Linked DNA regions of Homo sapiens: region 2 is linked to region 1. Evidence: chromatin contacts called from ENCODE Hi-C or POLR2A ChIA-PET data. All regions are on one chromosome and are shown on one strand. The core of a region is the stretch at or near the end of the contact, and the rest is flanking DNA. Distances in the headings are between cores, read along the strand shown.

What was found. A loop is a pair of places that touch in the nucleus more often than their neighbours do. ChIA-PET counts read pairs that join two places held with the same protein, here RNA polymerase II (POLR2A). Pooled maps may share reads with other maps.
Region 2: POLR2A ChIA-PET joins it to region 1 with 24 read pairs in PC-9. The contact joins the promoter of RPL27 here to the promoter of LINC00671 in region 1. A Hi-C loop is called at or near these places in 1 of 168 maps with a recorded cell type or tissue (sciatic nerve) and 4 of 50 pooled maps. POLR2A ChIA-PET finds 5 or more read pairs at or near these places in 12 of 52 experiments (AG04449, AG04450, Caco-2 and 8 more).

The regions. Positions count from the first base shown.
Region 1 is chr17:42,896,972-42,900,261 of GRCh38, reverse strand. It overlaps LINC00671 (long intergenic non-protein coding RNA 671), which reads left to right and starts at 1,528. Exons shown (of 6, transcript NR_027254.1): 1 at 1,528-1,629.
Region 2 is chr17:42,996,847-43,000,136 of GRCh38, reverse strand. It overlaps RPL27 (ribosomal protein L27), which reads right to left and starts at 1,718. Exons shown (of 5, transcript NM_000988.5): 1 at 1,666-1,718; 2 at 1,306-1,388; 3 at 35-204. The coding sequence starts at 1,386. It overlaps LOC124904006 (a long non-coding RNA gene), which reads left to right and starts at 204. Exons shown (of 2, transcript XR_007065759.1): 1 at 204-416; 2 at 751-3,290. RefSeq lists enhancers at 1,257-1,366, 1,437-1,676, 1,687-1,996, 962-2,161.

The DNA.
Region 1 (3,290 bases), core at 279-2,778:
GCAAGACCCTCGTTTCTACACAAAAATTTAAAAAATTGTTTTGGTGTGTGTGATGGTGTACCCTTGTAGTCCCAGCTATTCAGGAGGCTGAGGCAGGAGGATTGCTTGAGCCCAGGAGTTGGAGTCTGCAGTGAGCTATTGTCCCACCGCTGCACTACAGCCTGGGCAATCGAGCAAGACCCCAGTCTCTAAAACAAAACAAAACAAAACAAAACAAAACAAAAGAAAAACAACAAATAAAATATAGTAACTTCTATTGTATTGGGGACTATCATCTTGCTGGTCTTTCCTTAACTGTATTAGAGTCTAGGGTCTGCCTCTGGTTTGGGAGATCAACCCCCTTCCTGGTATTGGCCTCATGTCTCTTAGGGCCAGAAAGTAATCGTTTTTGAATGCAGTGATTAATTCATTTAATGACCTTAAAGTTACAGCCCTTGGTGTTGTTTTCTTTTTTAAATTTTCTCTCTCTTTTTTTTGAAACAGGGTCTCACTCTGTCTCCCAGGCTGGAGTGCAGTGGCATAATCACGGCTCACTGCAGCCTCAACCTCCTGGGCTAATGTGATCCTCCCACCTCAGCCTCCTGAGTAGCTGGGACCACAGGCACACGCCACCATGCCTGGCTAATTTTTCTATCTTTTGTAGAGATGGGGTTTTTCCATGTTGCCCAGGCTGGTCTTGAATTCCTGAGCTCAAGAGATCTGCCAGTCTTGGCTTCCCAAAGCTCTGGGATTACAGGTGTGAACCACCATGCCTGGCCAAGTGTTTTAACTCATACGTTTAAGCAAAATAATGAATGTATAGTCTTACTGTGCAACAATATGATGAATGTATGGTTCCAAATAAGAATACCAGCAAAATGGTAACTGGAGACTTAAAGAGTTTGAAACTTTCAGTTATTTTTGAAAAAGGGCTTCTATATCTTGAGCTTTCTTATACATATGTGTGTAGATATACAAAAGAAAGCTCAAGATACACTGTGTGTGTGTATATGTGTGTGTGTGTGTGTGTGTATACTATATATCAGCCTACAAATAGTAGAGAGACCAAAACCCTAACACTTGGGTCACGGAGGACTGTGAAAGGAACCAGGGAATGAATCAGGTAACGAACTCATGCATTTTAAAAAATAGGGCTATTTAATCATGCTTCATATCACTATTATTTATTATTTATTTATTTATTTTTGTAGAAACGGGGTCTCACTATGCGGCCCAGGCTGGTCTCAAATTCCTGGCTTCAAGTGATCCTCCCGCCTCAACCTAGCAAAGCATTGGGATTACAGGCATGAGCCACTGCCTCCAAATTCATGCATTTTTTGAGGATAAGAGCCAGGGGGAATAAAATGTTTAAAAACTTGCCTGAATTTCCCATCATTAAGTCCATATTGACATGTAAGGGGTAGCTGGGGACAGAAAAAAGAAACTCAGAGCTAATGAATCTGTGGCAAAAGTTGACAGCATTCCATGCTGGAAATGATTAAAACATCCTCCAGGAGGTATGACCTGGAGTCTCCTCCCCACCCCACCAAGGGCTCGCACCCAGCCCATGCTGACTCCAGTTGTCCTTGACTGCATGGTTTCTGCTGGTCCAAGCAAACTTCTCCTGCCACGCCTAACCTTGGAGAGCAGGTAATGTGTTGGTGACTGTGGGTGGGTGTAAAGTAAGCCCATGCGTGGCAGGCAGTGCTGGGGCGTGGGGTATATGTGATCTGCACTGTCAGGGCTGCTGGGCCATAGGTAGGGAGCCTCCCTCTACCCAGATAAGCCTCTGTTGTGGAGTAACTATTGCAGTGACCTCTGGGATGAGAGTTTCTATGGTCAGAGGTGAGTCAAGGTGAGTCTAAAAACATATACAAAGGCCACTGTCTGGGTCATGCCAGGGCAGCTAGCAGCCAGGGTCTCTGAGTTGGGAGGGGTTCTATTATGTGGTCAGCATATGGGGAGGGCCCTGTTTTCTGAGACGCCTCAGGAAGAATACCCCTATGGATAAGGAGTTGATAAGTGATGGAGTTGACATCCCACTCTGGGCATCCAGGGACAGTGGGAGTCTTCCTGGCGGTGGGCCACCAGGCAGGGGGACCCTCTGGATCAGAGCAACCTCATAGTCATGAGACGATGAGCTGGTCCTCATCTTTCCACCTGCCAGCCCCTTTCTGCTTCCTCCAGCACGTTTTTATCCGTGGGAAAACAGGTGAGGCCCCAGCTTGTTAGAAAGCTGACTGCATCGAGACACCGTGGATTCTCAAAGGTCTTGTGGATATATGAGGCGAGTGGCTAGAAGTTTTGCTGAGAATCCACTCATTTATCTGTTTATTTGAGACGGGGTCTCACTCTGTTACCCAGGCTGGAGTGCGGTGGCACCATCACAGCTCACTGCAGCCTCAGTCTCCTGGGCTTAAGGGATCGTTTTGCATCAGTCTCTGGGTAGCTGGGCCTACAGGCGCACACCACCAAACCCAGCTAACTTTTTATTTTTTGTGGAGATGGGGGTCTCTCTACATTGCCCAGACTGGTCTCAAACTCCCGGCATCAGGTGGTCCTCCTGCCTTGGCCTCCCAAAATGCTGGGATTACAGGTATGAGCAACAGTGCCCTGCAGAATCCACTAATTTAAAGAACTATCTCCAGAGAGGGGTTCCCGCCATCTCCTTCTAACTCTTTGTTATTTTCCCTTTTCAAGAAGTGCTCCGGTTTAATTCAACCAACATTTCCTGAGCAAAGCACCATGCCTGGCTCTCTGAGGAATTAAAAGTTAAAAGCCAGGCTGGGCATGGTGGCTCACGCCTGTAATCCCAGCACTTTGGGAGGCTGAGGAGGGTGGATCACCTGAGGTCAGGAGTTTAAGACCAGCCTGGCCAATATAGCAAAACCCCATCTCTACTAAAAATATAAAAATTAGCCGGGTATGATGAGGGGCACCTGTAGTCTCAGCTACTCGGGAGGCTGAAGCAGGAGAATCACTTAAACCCGGGAGGTGGAGGTTGCAGTGAGTGGAGATCCTGACACTGCACTCCAGCCTCAGTGACAGAGCGAGACTGTCTCAAAAAAAAAAAAAAAAAAAAAAGTTAAATCCCAGGTGTCCTCCAGGACCTTGGTGGTCTAGTGGGACAGGGTGACCTGACATTTACAAAACTATGTAAACTGGAGGATCCTTATGTGAGTGACTACCTACAAGTTCGCTGAAAAGTCACTGACATAAGGCAGATTAATTAATATGAGAAAAAGATTACAAATGTATTTAACATGTATACATGGGAGGCTTAAGAATGAAGATCCAACTTCCCAGTGAGG
Region 2 (3,290 bases), core at 469-2,968, 100 kb before region 1:
AAGAAATTTAAATTCTAGTTCTTGAAATGCTCACCTTGTGGGCATTAGGTGATTGTAGTTATACACTTTCACAAAAGATTTTATCTTTGATCTCTTGGCGATCTTCTTCTTGCCCATGGCAGCTGTCACTTTGCGGGGGTAGCGGTCAATTCCAGCCACCAGAGCATGGCTGTAGGGGCGATCTGAGGTGCCATCATCAATGTTCTAAATGAGTAAGAATTACATTTGTTATTCACTGAGGGCCTATTTAGGCCCTGTGTTAGAGGTAGTGCAGTGTCCAAAAAATATTTCCACCCTCAGGTCTCCAAGATCCACCATTATAAAGAGAAAAATCACAGAAAGCTATGAGAAATGACCAAAGAGAAACAGAACAGTGTTTATCTCCATCAGGAAGCATCTGGAACGGCTTACTAGAGGTAAGAGATTTAAAAGTAGCAACAGTTAACATTTAAGAAGTACTTGCTATATGCCAAGCACTGCTCACAGGACTTGGTATCTATTCACTTGCTCCACTGCTAGTGAAGTGTACAGCCAAGGTTAAGACACCACAGCCTAACTCCAGAGATCAGTCTCAGGAGATGGGAGAGGGGAATCCAGGGGTACTCCAGTGTCCCCACAACAACAAAACGCAGTGGTGTATGTGGCCAGAGCCTAGGGAACTCTCTCAAGAAGCTACAAAATCATGGATAAGAGGAAAACAGTGAGGGGCTATGTGACCTTTCTAAAAGCAATTTCCTCCTCTTCTTACAGATTCCCAGCTGCAGCACTTCAGGTAAATAACAGAACACCTCCAAACCTTAGCAACAGGAAGGAACCCCCTATAGCTGGGGATGGTGGCACGCACCTGTAGTCCCAGCCACTCGAGAGGCTGAGATGGGAGACTCGCTTGAGCCCGGGAGGTCGAGGCTGCAGTGATCACGCCACTGCACTTAGCCTGGACAGAGATCCCGTCTCAAAAAAAAAAAAAAGAAAAGAAAAGAAAAGGAATCCCCTATGATTACTTCAAGGACTGCACATGACAATACCTGAAAGGCAGTGGGAGCACATAGCAAGCGTGCAATGTCAGCCACTATTACTATATATTTAAAGCCTCTGGTGGAGAAGGCTTTATGCGTTGGGAGCCCAATTCAGCTCACATTTGCTTTTACTGTGCTTCTTCCTCTCTCAAAAACTCTCCCACGTTCACCCTGACCGTGCTCACTGGCTACTGCCCCAGAAACAGGCCTTGAATTCCAAGCCTGCCCGCCCCGCCGCAGCCAGCCTGGTCCCGGCATGCAAGGACGCAGAGTCCCGCGAGGCTGATACCTTCACGATGACAGCTTTGCGTCCGGAGTAGCGTCCAGCCAGGACAAGCACCACCTTCCCAGGTTTCATGAACTTGCCCATTTCTGCAGAGAGCAAGGAGAAAGGGCCACTTAAAAATCCGTAAAGCCAAAGATGCCCAGAGCTGACTCCTGCCAGCAAGCCCAGGTCTTGGGCCGGAACTTCAGACTGTGTTCACTGTCGCCTTGGTCAAGGCCGCCCGAGGGCCCTGCTCGCAGGACAGGATCGGATACGTAGCCGCCAGAGACCTAGGGAAGGAATGCACCCGGCGCCGCCCGGACCTTCGACCCCCAAGCCGCGGATGGCAGCGGATTGAAAGATTCAACCCAAGCTTCTACTTACCGGCAGCAACCACCCGGCCCTACCAGCAAAAAGGAAAGAAGGACACTTCCGCTAACCTTTCACCCCGGTGAGGAGTGACCTCACTTCCTGTCCCGCCCTTCAGGCTTTGCCACGCTGATTGTGTGGTGCTGAGTCTCGTGTTGCGGGCGGAAGAAGCTCATGAGGGAAACGCAGGGCGCGGCAGCTCAAGTATTCGAATGAAACTTTATTAGCAGCTCCAGCAGTAGACAAGAGCAAAGGAGACTCCTCCCGGCCGACGGAAGAGCTGGGAGGGCGACTGTGCTGTGCGCTCTGGACTCAGCAGCTAGGCTTTGTTGTAGTTCCTTTCTCTGGCGCTAGGAGGGGGAACACAATCTGAAATTTACTTTTTCTCTTGGGAGACACAGGGAAAAAAATAGGGCATTTATTGGTGCCTGTCGGGGGCACTGTTAGCTAAAGAGGGAGGGACAAAGATCAGTAAGGGTGGCTGGTCCGATAGTAGTGGGTTATCAGAACTTATCAACGTTAGGGTCACTAAAGTTGGTATACAACCCCCCACTGCTAAATTTGGTTTTAAAAAAACAAACAAAAAGGATATTTACCCCCAACAGTTAAAGTCTAGTGGTGTCACTGACATTACCAACTAGAATAAGCATGAGGGAGGTAGAGGAGAAGAATGGCAGCTGCTTACCCTGTGCCAGGTCAGGTTAATCTATTTATGCACATCATCTGATTTGGTCATCATAACACTAAGAAATAGATACTATTATCTCCATTCTAGAGTCGAGGAAACTGGCTTAGAGAGATTTGCCCGAAGTCTATAGTGGTTAAATAGTGGAGCTGGGGCTCAGCCTCAAGCAGTTCAACTCCTGAACCCATACTGTTTACCATGTCACCATCCTGAGCAGCGATTCTCTCCCAGGCAAGATGTGAGCACTTTATACAAGCCGGCAGCCTGTTTAATCCTCACAACTCTGCATCTTGGGCATTCTCCTCCCATTTAGACATGAGGAAATTGCAATTCAGAGAGGATAAATTGCTTGTCTGAGGTTAATCCTAATCAGTGGCATAGATGGGATTCAAATCTAGGTCTGAATCTAGGTCTAGTTGGCTCTCAAACTGAATTATTTCCCATCACTCACCAGAAGAGTGTTTTCACATGGTACCTTATGTGCTTTCCGAGTTTAAGGGAAAGATAAACTATCTCACAGTTTTTGCTTATCTGAACCTATAGGATTTGTCTTGGGCAAGATGTGGAACAACCAGGATTTCATCAGTTCTCTCCTGAAGCTCTCCAGTGATACAATTTTCCCTGTATCCCTCAGGATCCCATTGCAATGGCTTTTGTTTTGTTTTTTGAGACAGGGTCTCGCTCTGTCACCCAGGCTGAATGGTGTGTAGCACAATCATGGCTCACTGTAGCCTCAACCTCCTGGGCTCGTGATCCCCCCACCTCAGCCTCCTGAGTAGCTAGGACTTCAGGTATGTGCCACCATGCCCGTGTAATTTGAAGAAAAAAACAAAAACAAAATCAAAGAACTTTTTTTTGGTAGAGATGGGGACTCACTATATTGCCCAGGCTGGTCTCAAAAACTTCTGGGATTAAGTGATCCTCCTACCTGAGCCTCCCAAAGTGTTGGGATTAC